Linked DNA regions of Homo sapiens: region 1 is linked to region 2. A link is a loop called in an ENCODE intact Hi-C map of the cell type or tissue named here. Cell type or tissue: A673. All regions are shown on one strand. Links, peaks and the distances in the headings refer to the core of each region. The heading gives the core; the rest is flanking DNA.

What was found. Peaks named below come from ENCODE experiments on the same cell type or tissue, not always from the same donor. Only the 100,000 strongest peaks of a DNase experiment are listed, where the experiment ranks them.
Region 1: a loop joins it to region 2, with 2.7 times the contacts of the local background. A loop is called at or near these places in 6 of 110 quality-filtered maps.

Annotation. Positions count from the first base shown.
Region 1 is chr2:192,187,312-192,195,013 of GRCh38, reverse strand. TMEFF2 (transmembrane protein with EGF like and two follistatin like domains 2) reads left to right here and starts at 81. Exons shown (of 10, transcript NM_016192.4): 1 at 81-661; 2 at 3,025-3,134. The coding sequence starts at 490. RefSeq lists an enhancer at 1-135. In A673, for the core only: a CTCF peak has its summit at 4,387 (motif pointing left); a DNase peak (open chromatin) is centred at 4,363; H3K4me3 peaks cover 642 bases.
Region 2 is chr2:192,746,686-192,754,387 of GRCh38, reverse strand. It overlaps PCGEM1 (PCGEM1 prostate-specific transcript), which reads right to left and starts at 4,543. Exons shown (of 4, transcript NR_152587.1): 1 at 4,360-4,543; 2 at 3,516-3,599; 3 at 543-664. In A673, for the core only: a CTCF peak has its summit at 4,610 (motif pointing left); a DNase peak (open chromatin) is centred at 4,587; H3K27ac peaks cover 1,233 bases.

The DNA.
Region 1 (7,702 bases), core at 1,591-6,590, 560 kb after region 2:
CCTGCTCCACCAATCAGAGCCCGACTGCCTCTTCCCACGTGACCCCGGGCGGGCTGAGGACCTGCTGCTTCCCAAACGCCAGAGGGATGCGGGCGGCAGAGCTCGAGAGGCGGCTGCCGGGCTGCGGGGCGCCTTGACTCTCCCTCCACCCTGCCTCCTCGGGCTCCACTCGTCTGCCCCTGGACTCCCGTCTCCTCCTGTCCTCCGGCTTCCCAGAGCTCCCTCCTTATGGCAGCAGCTTCCCGCGTCTCCGGCGCAGCTTCTCAGCGGACGACCCTCTCGCTCCGGGGCTGAGCCCAGTCCCTGGATGTTGCTGAAACTCTCGAGATCATGCGCGGGTTTGGCTGCTGCTTCCCCGCCGGGTGCCACTGCCACCGCCGCCGCCTCTGCTGCCGCCGTCCGCGGGATGCTCAGTAGCCCGCTGCCCGGCCCCCGCGATCCTGTGTTCCTCGGAAGCCGTTTGCTGCTGCAGAGTTGCACGAACTAGTCATGGTGCTGTGGGAGTCCCCGCGGCAGTGCAGCAGCTGGACACTTTGCGAGGGCTTTTGCTGGCTGCTGCTGCTGCCCGTCATGCTACTCATCGTAGCCCGCCCGGTGAAGCTCGCTGCTTTCCCTACCTCCTTAAGTGACTGCCAAACGCCCACCGGCTGGAATTGCTCTGGTAAGTCCAGAACCCCCGTCCCCGACCCTTTAACTCCGCAGAAGAACACGCGTATCCAGCACAGACCAGCCTACCCTAGCGCGCCTCCTCAGCCCCTCACCTCCTACTGCCCTAGACCCCTAATACCACCCACCTCTATCCAGAGAAACAAGGGGAACTGTTGCAGGCCCGGGGGTGAGGGGTGGTTCTGGGATGGGCAGAAAGTGCAGGTGTAGCAGGAAACCTTTGCATGCTTGCGCTTACATTGGAGCTGCGAGGATTTTGAGAAATATTAAACGGGATGGTTTTCTGGGTTCACTGTTTTGAAAGAGCACCAATCCTAGGGGAAACACTGAAACAGAAGCTTTGTCATCATTAAAGAAAAAAGTCTTACTAGGATGAGGAAGAAATAACTTTATGAGAAAGAATGAGCGAGAAAGCAATAAATCAAATGGTGACTGCAGGGGAATCGCTGATTCCTGGCAAAGGTGCCATGAGGTCGCACTGGTCTCCCGTTGAAGACCAGGTCACACAGATTCTAGAGGAGCTGGGTTTCAATAGAATTTCTCTCTCTCTCTCTCTCTCTCTCTCTCTCTCTCTCTCTCTCTCTCTATCTATCTATCTCTCTCTCTCTCTCATTCCCTTCTCTCCTAGGCGGCAAAAGACATTGGTTTTGCAGTCCAGATATGCCCCTCTCTTTGCTTCCCTAAGCTTCAAGGTAGTACAGGGGAGTTGAGAAAAAGAACACTTTGCGGGTCTCCCAGGCCGGAGTGGGCATGACTGAGGCTGGTCAGGCTCCATGTAGGCGAGCCGAGGGCGGAACCGACTTCAGTGGGCGCTGACTCCTCCATTTCTGGACAGGCTTCTGTGGAGTGGGTCAGGCACTCTTCTTGCTCGCTCGGGTTCCTTCAGATTCTGACGGCGAACGCTTGGCAGGCTTCGCTCTGCTGAAGCTTCCTAATTAAATAGGGCCAGAGGATGGGAGTTGCTGCACTCCTAGCTGGCATAGCATTTCGGTTTGACAGCCTGTAGTATACTGGGCAGAATTGTGGTGTAATTTCCTTGGCATTTTAAACTCCGTTAACATGCCTGGGTATTGTCCCCTAGGTGTGGTCTGTTCTAGTTTTAGCAAGTGTGTATGTAATTTTTCATCTTCTGTGAATATAATTTTGCTGTAGTTAAATCTGGCTCTGAATAAAGTGTCTTTCAAAGATGTATATAAGCTGAAGTGTATGTAACTTTAGAGAGGAGGGAATGACCAACTGTAACTCAGGGTGAAAGCCTGTATAGTTCCTAGTTATTACTGATGTAAATGCCAAAAGGAAAATTATTATGCATCATTCTAATTTATCCTTTACAAAGACAAGTTGAGATATGCAACCCTATTAGATTTGGGTCAATAGATTGTTCTCTTTTTTGGCAGTTTCTAAATTTGGCATTTTAATAAAACTCAACATGTTTCTATAACTTCTTGATTCATGCGTACATGTGTGTTGTTTTTGAAAGAATAAGTTTCACTTTGCTATTGCCTAATCACTTTTTAGATGCTTTATTATGGTAATAATTATGAGCCTGCAAAAACAATTTTTGGAAATGTTGATGGCTTTGTAGTCCAACACAGACTGGTTTGCTTCATTCCTAGCCCTTGCATTGTTTTAGGAAATAACTAACTTAAATGTGAAGTTGACATTTGCAATCAAGAAATTACATATTTACCAGATATTTTAAAGGGGACTGCATAAACTAAAGAGAATAAACTGGTTTTGCAGATAGGTTGTCAAGAACTTGGCACCCCGCTTCCACCCCTGTTAACTTAGAGGTGATCAATCTTCATTTGAGCCAAACAGACCATCACAGAAAACACTGTGCCTGTTTATCTTTATTATTGAGGCTTTGTTTCCTCTTTGTCTGGATACATTTCAAATAAGGGGTTGTTTCAGTCGTTGAAGCAAAAGAACAATTAAAGATGGGGAAATGGTAAAAGGGTATTCAGAGATCATCACTAGCTCTTTTCCAAAATGTGGAGTTTTGTGGTCATAAATATTGTCCACCTAATGAGCAAAAAATAAAAATAAAAAAAAAACAGGAAGCAAATGTTAAGCTTTCATTCACCACTGTCAGTATTAACGCAAGCTTTAAAAAATAGCACTATCAGAAAAGGATACTAAAGGAGAATTGACTAGAAAAGAATTGTGGAAAATGGAAACGAATATTGATCACTTAACTAGATTTTGAGGTTATCAGTAGACAGTGACCTTGCAGTACAGCTATAGTTGTTGGATTTAAAATTTAGGACAAGTATTTTAAAGCTTCAAAGTAGTGCTTTTTTTTGTTAAAAATCTGTAAGATGTTTTAATGACTGGAGTGTTCTCTTTGAATTTGAGGTTATGATGACAGAGAAAATGATCTCTTCCTCTGTGACACCAACACCTGTAAATTTGATGGGGAATGTTTAAGAATTGGAGACACTGTGACTTGCGTCTGTCAGTTCAAGGTAAGAAGTCTTATATTTGCATCTTCTAATTCATTAATGAGACTGCAAAGCAGGAATCTTCCTTTACAGCCTATCACTTGGAAATTTATAGCTATGCAAGCTAAGAGGGAAGCTGGCACCAAGCAAAAGTACTAGCAAGAGAGCCAACTGATGTCAAGAAGACATACGCTTTTTGGAGAAATGTATATGCCAAAGTTATAAATGCTGCTGGAGGTAGAAAGCTTCAGGTTGTGCTTTTGGGATGTCAAAGGAAAATTATGTTTCTCTGACCCTTCTAGCATCACTTTAAAAGTGAATTGACTGGGGATAATAGTCAAAATAGGGGGTAAGAAGTGTGGACTTATTCTTTTGTTCTTTTTGATTGGGGCTATCATCTTTTTATCTTATTGCTATCTGTTTTAATGGTCTTGGCCTTTATTATCCTTGCAACCTGACTAGGTTTTTAAGGTAACTCCTTATTAGTGTAACCTCAACACTTTGTTCTAATTTGGAAATCATGGAACTTATTAATTAGTGTATATCAGCTTTTTCATAGATACCACACTCAATTAGAACTGAATCCCCTAGGAATCCAGAAGAGCATTTAGATCCACAAGTCATTTTATGAACATCAGGAAATGTACTTTTTCTTGTGTTAATTTCTTTTAACTAACAAAGAGAGAAAGAAGTTGCACTACTGGCATGATCAAAACTGGGTTATTAGTATCTATTAAAGATAGAACTTTTAGTGTCATTAGTATAGTCATTAGCTAACAAATGCTTTCCACCATGTAAGTTATAAAACTTTTCCTCTCAAAGTGTTCATATAATCATGCAGAACTTCAAGTAGCATGGATGTTGTACTAATAGCCTATATTTGCCCTTGAGTATTTTAAGTTACTTTTAAAAATACTTTTAAAATCTGACAATATGACTCAACCAGGAAATATGCACATAAACAAAACTGTATGTGAGATAATGAAAACTTTTCTAAGATTGTAAGAATAAAAATGATATAGAACAAATAAAAACAATAAACTCAAATTTAGACCTAGATATCTGGTTAATAAGTAATATTTAGAATTATTGATGAAATTTAAATATTTTAGATGGAATTCAACCTCCCACTAAGAAAGAGAAGAGAATTCACATTTAAATAAAGTTTAAGTGGCTTTTAGAAATGCTAAAACCTTCTTAGACATTATTTTATTCTTTCTAAGAAACATAATAAGACAACTGATATTTGTAAAGTGCACCACCTCCTGGTGGGTAAGTAGTGCTCTGACTGTACAGTTTTTTAGACCATACCATAGTGTCAGAAACATATTCTTGCATATTTAATATGCATGTAACGTCAACTTCTAAGGTCTGCAGCCACATTAAACAGTGCCATTATGTACTTCCAATGAACTACATGAGAGAGATAGAGTATGAGAACTCCCCAATTCATACTTACCCAAATGTTAACTAAACAGGAAAAAAGCACAGTTGGATAAATCATTAATTAAAGTCCCAGAGAATTTTGTGAATTTTTTCCTTCTTTCCCTTTGTGATTTCCATAAATTTGTCTTATTTTCATAACCATGGGTAGACAAAAGCAATGAACTCATAAAAAGTATCAAATGAACCAGGAAAAACATTCCTGAAATGTAAAGCCATGGTTCTAAGATTTCACCAGGAGAAAAAAAAAAGGGGTTGACAGAACTCTAAAGGGATGAATGCTACGAAATGAAAATAAATAATTTTCTTATTAAAGGAATTGTTTTCATTTTATAGGTGCCACAGAAGATTTTGGTAAAACTTTTATCAACAAAAATATTTGTGTTTTTCATACATTGGCCAGTCATGTTTGTCATTAATTTAAATAATCGTTAAGTGGAATAGATGGGGGAGTGGAAACGAATGCAAGTCTGTGTAAGAAACTAAAATGTAAATTGTTTTTTTGTAATCCTTGTGGCATTTTAAATGTACTAGTGTACTACTACTGCTATTAGTTTGTGCTTTGCAATAGTTGTCAATCTGGCAAGAAAAAATAAACATCTCCCTAGTGGAAAATGTAGACTTTGCACATACCAAGAATATAGAGTGGCTGAATTAAGTTGAAAATCAAAGAAAAGTATAAGTTGCATGAAGAATAATAAATAGGATATTTTAAGCTAAGAGTCTCTTGAGTCCATCTTTTCCCAATACATGAATTTGAGTTTTTGGTGTTTGTTATTTTAGCCCTAGTATCTGATAAAAAGGGAGAGGTATTGAAAATCTATTTTCCTATATATTATCCTAAACTTCTGTTTCTTTCTCTGCTGCCTTTTCAGGTACAAGCGTGCATTCCTTTTTTTTTTTTTGGAATTTTTGGAGACAAGGGTCTTGCTCTGCCACCCAGGCTGGATAGTGGTGATGCCCTCTTGGCTCACTGCAACCTCCACCTCCTGGGTCCCAGCAATTCTTGTGCCTCAGCCTCCCGAGTAGCTGGGAATACAGGTGCACTCCATCATTCTCAGCTAATTTTTTTGAATTTTAGTAGACACACGGTTTCACCACGTTACCCAGGCTGGTCTCAAACTCCTGCCCTCAGGAGATCCACCCGCCTCGGTCTCCCAAAGTGCTAGGATTACAGGTGTGAGCCACCACACCCAGCCTGCAATCTATAGTCTTTCTAGCTGAGAGATAAATTTCAAAGAGAAATGGGCATATATTTTTATACCTATAATGTTTTCAATTTGCCTTATCACTGGAACACTAAAGTAAACATTATTAGCCTTCACCTCTCTTAGACGATTTTAAATAAACTGATTTCTGTCCTTCAAACATATTATCTCATTTATTTCTCACAACCCGGTGAGATAATTGTTTTCTCCCCCCTTTTTTAAACTTTTATTTTAGGTTTTGGGGTACATGTGAAGGTTTATTACATATGTAAACATGTGTCACGGGGGTTTGTCGTACATATCATTTCATCACCCAGGTATTAAGCCCAGTAATTATGAGGATGAAAATTTGGAGACAGTAGATGGACAGATAGATAGATAGATAGATAGATAGATAGATAGATAGATAGATAGATAGATAGATAGAAAAGCGGGGAGGAAGGAAGGGAGGGAGGCAGAGAGGGAGGAAAAAAGGAAGGGAGATGCATGCAGATATTTATAGATAACCCTGGTCATGCAGTGATCAATAACCACTTTATAATTTAAAAATATGATGAAGCCTTATGTTTTTCAGGTATTACCTAATTCAGATACTAAATGTTTTTATTTAATAAGTCGTGCTTTAGATCTACAAATGTTCTTATTAGTAAAGCTGCGTAACAGACTGCCCAGTACTTAGTGTCTTAAGACAATGAATATTTATTTTGTTGATGAATCTGCCATTTTGGTAGGGCTTAATCGAAACAGCTCACCTCTGCTCTCTTTGGCATTAGCTGATGGTGAGGGGAGGGAATTCAAAGGCTTGGTGCTATACCGATCTGAGGGTTCTCACTCATATGTCTGACTGTCAGCTGAAGACCTTGGTTCTTCTCCATGTTGATCTCTTTGCACGGGCAAGTTTTGTCTTCCTCATAGCATAGTGGCTGAGTTTCAAAGTCAAGCATCCAGAGAGAAAGAAAGAGCCAGGTAGAAGCTATATCCGTTAATGACCTAGCCTGGGAAGGCACACAGAGTCATTTCCACCATAGTCACAGGCCTGTCCGCTCTTAAAATCATAATTTTTTTACATTTAAGGAAATATAAATCACAGAAAAGTAAAAATTACTTATGGAATGGCCAAAGGATTGGAACATATGCAGATTTTTTTAATCTTTTTTCCCTTTTGGAAGAAAAATATACCATATCCCAAGCCATTCTTCTTAAGCCTTTGACAACTGGGAATATAACAGAATTGACTTAACATCTGTTGAGCACCTTCTACATGCCAGACTCTGTGGAAGGTGCTGGCAATATATAAAACATAAGTCATACATAAGCTTCTAGATGCTGAAATCTCAGCTCAAAAAACCTGTATTAATCAAACAAGCAATAAATCCCATGAAAAACTTCTCACATAATGTTTATTAATTTGTAGCAAAAATGAATTTCATGCATTCTAGTGTGCCAAGTAATTGAATCCACTAGTGTGGTGGGTAGCCCATTTTGGAACAGAATTCTTCTACTGAAAAACACTTATTTGGAAAATAAACATAAGATTTTTAAAACATAGAAAAATAGAATCACTTTCTCCCCTGAGAGGAAGTTTGTACAACACATACGTTTATGGACCTAACCATCTGAACTTGAGTCTTGTTTTTCCTCTTACCAGGCAACTGTGTGGTCTTTAGCAGGTCACTTAACATCTGAGTCCGTCCCTTCATCTGAAACTGAGCAGTATCATGAATACTACTAAAAACTATTTCCAATAATTTGGCATATTTTAATGCAGTAGTTAGGCTATTTCATGCTTAGGGTTAGCCTGTTTCCTCTTGTTTTTCTAATTCTAGAAACACCATGGCTTGATGTTAGAGTTAGATGATAACTCTACTAGTTAAAATACATATCATACAAAGCAAATAATTTACATGTCTTTGTATAAGTGAGTATTACAAGATATTTCTT
Region 2 (7,702 bases), core at 1,662-6,661:
AAATAAAAATCATTGTTCTAAATTAAATATATTCATTTTTGCTTCGAAGTTTTCTTGTTCATGTATGAAAATTGAAGATACTGCTCTTAATGTGTTGGTTCTCCTAGCAAAAAAAAAATTTCTCAACCAGTTAAGTAATTTCAGTTTATTACTTACATGCTTTATTAATTGTGTGTATCAATAAATGTTAACAAATAAAGCTCATGGAAGTTTATTCTGTAAAAGGTGAAACATTTAATATGATTGTGAATGCTATTGAAAATTCAGTTTAAAAGTTTAATACAAAATTATTTCTTTTTATGTTAATAATTCAAATGAAATTTTTGGTGTAGCGTTCACTGCGGTAATAAAACTATAAAAACTAAACTACTAGGTTAAGAAATGTTGGCCGGGCACAGTGGCTCACACCTGTAATTTCAGCACTTTGGGAGGCCAAGGCAGGCAGACATGAGGCCAGGAGTTTGAGACTAAGCCTGGCCACCATGGTGAAACCCCATCTCTACTAAAAATACAAAAAATTAGCTGGGCATGGTGGTGGGTACCTGTAATCCCAGTTACTTGGGAGGCTGAGGCAGGAGAAACGTTTGAACCTGGGAGGTGGAGGTTGCAGTGAGCCAAGATCACACCATTGGGCTCCAGCCTTGGAGACAGGGCAAGACTCCATCTCAAAAAAAAAAAAAAAAAAAGAGAGAAAGAAAGAAATCTTAATTGGTTGTGCTATACATGCTACACATGAAACTCAAAATTGCAACCCAAATGTCCAACAACAATGACAGACTGGATTAAGAAAATGTGGCACATATACACCATGGAATACTATGCAGCCATAAAAAATGATGAGTTCATGTCCTTTGTAGGGACATGGATGAAGCTGGAAACCATCATTCTCAGCAAACTATTGCAAGGACAAAAAAGCAAACACTGCGTGTTCTCACTCATAGGTGGGAATTGAACAATGAGAACACATGGACACAGGAAGGGGAACATCACACACCGGGGCTTGTTGTGGGGTGGGGAGAGAGGGGAGGGATAGCATTAGGAGATACACCTAATGTAAATGACGAGTTAATGGGTGCAGCACACCAACATGGCACATGTATACATATGTAACAAACCTGCACGTGGTGCACATGTACCCTAGAACTTAAAGTATAATAATAAATATATATATATATATATATATAATTGCATCCTAAACAAGAAGTTGTGAAGATGTACATATATTTTATTTTGTATATTATGCTGTATATTTTGCTCACAGTCAAAATGGTAAAACCAAATAATTTTTATGATAAGGCTGATGTGACGTCTCTCAAAACAAAACAAAATGGCCAACTAGAATATGGTAACACAGTCTTTCTGTCTTTGTTCTCCATCATTAGCTAAAATTTTAAAGTATATGGTACTTAGAAGAACTAACTTTAAGCAGCCTAAATGTAGTCTACTGATACTGCATTTTTAGCAGCCTAAGTGTAGTACACTTACTGCATTTTTAATAGTCTTATAATTTTTATTGCAGTTCTCAAAATTAATTGTATGTCTTTATTCAAAACACATAATGAATATAGCCTCACAAAACTTACCTTTAAAAATTATAAAGTAGTAAATTAAAATCAAAACTTGAAAACAGAAAAATATTAAAATTTTCTACAAACACAAAGAAAAATTGAACAAATAAAATGAAGGTACAAAGAAGTATAATATTTAATTCTGAAATTTTGCAAAGTTGGCTTTGGAATATCTCAGTCAGTGGGAGGAATCTTTTGAAGTGACTCCAGTTTTACTTGGATAAACTTATATTCTGCACCAGAATGAAATCAAACTGAAATTGCCTATGATTTGATAGTATAAAGGTTTACAAAAGTAGTCTATATAATTTTAAATAACAAAATAGAAGACAAGTTTTGACTTCCAAAATATTTGTCAGAAATTATGATTGGAAGCAAAAGCATAGCACCTGCAAAAATATATGAGCTGAAATATTTATATATTTCGTATTGAAGAAAATAGAGTTGATAATATCATTTATTTAGCAGAAATTTCTCCAAGCTTACAAGCTACTTCATTCTCTAGAGAAAAATTATTTTCTCAACTAAAAACTTTAGGATCCACAGAGACTGAGATGAGGGTTTCAGTATTTTCAAATTTATTAACCAAAAATTTTCATTTAAGATAATTTTTAGGCAAATTAAAAATAAATAGACAACATTAAAATATTTTGAACAAATACCACTGGCATTATATTAGAGTTGGATACTATAAAATTAATTAAATAATCAAAAATATATTAAATAAGTTACTACTTATACTATTTTAAATCTTCCAGTGATAAATATAAGGAAGTTTTTTGGTGTTTCATGTACATATGCTGCTTTTAGTTTTAGAAAATTGTATTTCAGAGAATTACTTTTAAATAGTACTATTTCATAGATCTAACACTATCATAACATCAATTGCTTTTTGTCAATAGTGCCTATGTCAAAATTATATAATTTAATTATTTTAGCTTTCCCTGTCATTCTCGAAAGTATTTTTTGGGGGGCATCAAATAGTATGGTCATCATAATGCTAGTACAGAAAACAAACAAACACATAAATTACACAAATAAATGTTTGATATAAATATCAAGTGGTGAGGAAAAGGAAAAGAAACTTTTGATCGAGACTATTCTAGATCAGGTGGTCACTGAAGCTATTTTGGACAAGGAAACCTTTTAGCACGTATATAGAAATGATGATGCAATTGTGAATATCTATTGGAAGAGCAATCTAGGCAAAGGCAAAATATGAAAAAAAGAAATACCTCGGCCAAAACCCAGTCTAACTTGTAGTAGTGAAAAGGCTAATGAGATTGAAGGAGAGCCAGAAAGGCCTAGTGGCTGGAAATTACATGAAATTTTAGGGAGAGCCTGGACCAGATCATAGCAAGTCTTTGTAGGTTTTCAATATTTTTTTTCTTTCTTTCTATGTGTGACAGAGAATAGTGGAAGTTTTGTGGGGTGGAGTGACATCATCTGGTTTATGTTTAAAAACTTTCTTCCAGTTGCTATGTTAAGAATAGATTGTAAGGATTGGAGCTAAAGAGGAAGGAATAATTATACAAAGAGCAGTAGGAAAAATACTAATAATTAAGAGAGAAAAGGAACTTAGCCAATTTGAACATCCTCTACATATGAAGAACTGTGCTGGACATTTACAAAAATTATCTACTATTGCTAATGGATATGTGTATATATTAGTTGATTTGCTTCAATAGTATACTGTAATTGAAAGTTTCAATTGCTTATAAGTTATTCAAGCATATATGAAGATAACATACAGATATATAGTTAAAAATAGTGCAATCTGAAACTTTCACAATTACTCTTAGGAGATTAGTGTTCAGTACTGAAATTAATGAAATGATATTATCTCAATATGCATATGCAAATATGAATAAGTAGTTAAGCTCAACAATAGCATAAGCAAAAGATTATGATAATAAGTTCCATTATCTGAATTAATGAATGGCTCACCTCACTTGATAAGGTCACGTTGAGTCCCAGTGCATCTCGTAGTACAATTTTATCATTCAGCTCTATGAATCTGCTTAACTATTTCTGTATATTTTAACAAGAAATAAAAATCACAAAGAGATAAAGGTAAGTTGCCTGTGGGAGCCTGAAAAAAAAAAATCAACCAGAATAACAAATTCTTCTTGGTTTAGAATATTCCCAAGTTGTATGCTTTTTATTTTTTTTTCAATGATTCACCATGCAGGTATTTAAATAATAAAGGAGGCATTTAAATGTTTCTTTGATTTAAATCCCTATTTTAATCTCTAGTTAAGGTTCCTCAAATTTCTTGTCTCATACATCTAGTGATTAACAAAATTATATACATGGTGACATACACATAAGATCTATGAGGACCTCACTTACTGAATATTCAAATGTGATTATTGTATTACTCTCTACCTCTGTGAGTTCCCTAAAAGGGAAACTGTGTGCCCTGAAAATAAATTTATGTGTGATTTTGTCAAATTATCCTTGGAGATAGAACCTGGAAGCAAAACATATTACAATGCCAAATGTGTTTCTCAAAAGGCCAAATAAATTAAATCTTCTTCAGGGAAAACATATAAAGGCTGGATCACAACATCCATGCTCTGCATTCAGACTTAAAGCACCAAAGTTATACAAAACTGAGTAGCCCTATCAAATCATTTCATTATTCCCTGCTAATTACACTAAAACCTCTATACTTTTCAAAGCATTTTTATTTTGTCTTCTAAATGTTAGTAGTTTAAAAATAACCATGATTTAAGCCATTATTACTATATTCTTAGCTATTATATACATAACAAAATCTCTTACTCACCCCAATTAGAGGAAGTTGCAGACACAGGTTACGGCATAGGGCAAAAAGGTTGCTGCCTAATTGAAAAAAGATGCTGTCCAGGGACCTATAAATAGCTCTTTAAAAACCTCCACCTTTGCTATCATTTTCATTCAATTTATGACTTTTAAAACTGCAGTTCCAAAACTGGGTGCCAGAGTGCCTTGGGGCACTACCATGAATTAACAGGAGCACTGAGGGATATTTTAAAGTTTCTAGGAAAACAGAGTGACATCTATTGGGCACCAGGCAAGTTACAACTGTTAACATGGGAGCTTACTACTTAATACATGAAGCTGATAGCTTTGTGCTTTGTTTTTATTTAACTTAGGTGCTTTGTGAGAAAAAACAAGAACAAAAGCAAAAAAACCTGAGACACTAAAGGTGTCATGAACTCAGAGATTTTCAGAACCACTGTTTTATACATAATTTCAGTACAACGTGCAGTGAAGCCTCAAGCTTCATAGTGAAGCATGCTAAGATCAATTTTTAAAGAAAGCATATATAATTTTAAAAATTATTTGTTTCATAAATAACTGCAATTTATTACTAAAAAATGATAAAATGACTTAATGAACATATGCCAAAAAAATAAGAAATTATAGAGATGTATCTTTATGACATCTATGTAAAGGAAAATTTTATAAAGAGATTATTAAAGATGCTGATTATAAAATTTAAAAATGTTAACTTCAACACAATACAATTTAAAACTTTTATCCATCACAAGACATAAAGTAGAAAGTACACAACAAACTGATAAAGGTATTTTCAGTAATATAATAATTAGTATCTAAACCATATAAAATTCTTATAAATTAATGAGAAAAGCAATCCAATAGGAAAAAATGGGGAGCAAAAATAATAAGCAAGCATTTCAGCAAAAGTAAATTATAAATGGTTAAAAAAGAAACAATTCTTAAACATAGAAAATGCAAATTAAAAGCACACTGAGATTTTATTTTATGCCATTTGATGGGCAAAAATTATTGTTCGATCATACCAAACTTTGGCAGAACAAGCAACTATGTGGGCACCAATATACTCATACCGGTAGTATAAATAGGTATAATTACTTTGAAAAATGATTTGGCATTATCTTGTAAATTCGAGCATGTGACAATCTTATAACCCAGCAATTTTTTCTTATTTTTTTACCTTAGAATAACTCATACACATGCCTCAAAAAAGTATACAAAATGAAATTTAAAACAGCATTATTTTTGTAACAGCAAAAACAGAAATAGCAGAGTATCTATAGACAAAGGAGTCAATAAACAAACTGAAATTTATATAGTCGAATGTCAAAGAGATTAAAAATAAACAAATTATACATGCCCAACACATTACTGAATTTTAGAACCATAATGTTAAGTAAAAAAAGCAAAGCACAAATAATATAACTACAATATATTATTTAAAAAGCTTAAAACAAGGAAAGCTATATAATCTTATGCAGACATATGATAAAACAAAAATTTTAAAAGCAAAAGAAAAAAACACACAAGTCGGGAAAGATGTTGCAATGGGGGAGATTCAAGTGTTAATGTTTTAGTTTTTAAATTAGATGATGACTTTATGGGTGGTATTGTATTATTATTGTTATGCTTTATATTTATATATTCATTAGAATAATTTTTTGCATTTTAAAATATTTATAATACATGGAAACATATGCATGTTTTCATTCAATCTTCACTAACATACTGAGAACTAATTAAATTCCATACTACTAAAAAAAACACAAATGCTTAGAATCGCTTACCCATGTCACTCATCCAATTAGAATCAAATTGGAATTAGTACCTTTCCAGTGCTCATATCACTTTGCAATGAACATCTTTTTTTCAGAAATTGCAGAACGCAAGAGGGATCTGATAGCATGAGGTTTTCCCTAGACTACTTTGTGGAATTGGTTTAATGCCATAATGGACTCATACAAACATCCTTTTAATTAATTTTAAACATGACTCAGAAATATAAGTCTTTTATTTATTTATTTATTTTTAGTGTGGCAAGTGGGAGGGGGAATGATGTTGAGTTGGTTCCATTTAGCTCCACATGTAGACAGGTTCATGAGCCATTCCTTTCTGCCATCACTGGTGGACTAAGCACATAGGCTCTCTCTTTATCTCAGATACTTGCCAACAACCTGAAACTTTAAAAGTGTTAGTGGCAGTTTAGCAGAAATGAGGGGTGTCCTCACAGGATAATTTTATTATGAATACAGCAAAGTCTCAAGACGTGCCTAAGTATCATCCCTTTTGAATGGTCAATGGAAGTTATGCTCAATGTTCATGAAAGAAGAGATGCTAAAAGAAAAGCCAATTAACTCCGCTAATACTTTGGTAAAGGCACTGTGTGATGCTTATAAAAAGAAGACTAAATGGTGTGTGTTCTCTAGCTTGAAACTCATGCAATTCACAGACTAAGAGATGGGTGGTGCTTGCTAAAATTTTAGTTGGGCAGTCTCTCTGAATGTTAACTCATGTAAGGCAAGGTCCCACTGGGGTTAGCTCTCTCTTTTCACACCCTATCAGCTTCATTACTTTATTTTTCATCCTTCTTCCAAGCCCTAGGAATTCTTTCTATCATGGGTGAAGCTTTGCTTTTATGCATAATGTAGTTTCCCTTTGCCCTCAAATTTCTTCTGTGTCATTTCTTTACTGGATAATAAGCACAGAATGTTCTCAGTTGAATCATTGCAGGACAGCCAACTGATACAACAAAATACTAGACATCATTGTTTGGATTATTCCTTCACATTATGATCTAAAATTTACTCAGGTGTTTTATTTACACTTGTAACCTGCTAAATAACTGTTGTTAGCAGAACGACTGGTAAGGCACTTTCGTTGAATAACATGGGTCTTTAATGAGATTTTTCCAGATAATTAATGTTATTGTGGGTATAAACTGCGGATATTATAAAAAACGTAATTTTATCCCCAGAATGATTATAATTAATTTTCATTTCATTCCACTTAATACTGAGATGCTATCTAAATCTAAGGTTAAAAAATACTTTGTAAGTAATAACACTATCTTTAACAGTAGACATTTATAAATAAATGTCTATGTATTGTTTGATTATTGTCTTATATAATAGGGCTTGCAACATATGATTCCATTCTTTATCCAGAAGTAATTTATATAACTAGCTTTAAATCTCCATAAAATAGTAAAACAGTATAAGGTTTAATGAAGAATGCAGATTTCAACCATAAATAGCCTTCTATTTTAATATTTGCAGTAATGTTTAGATACTAGTAGTTATGTTCTGGTTCACAGTAATTACATTGTTTTATTCTGTTCTTGAAGTACT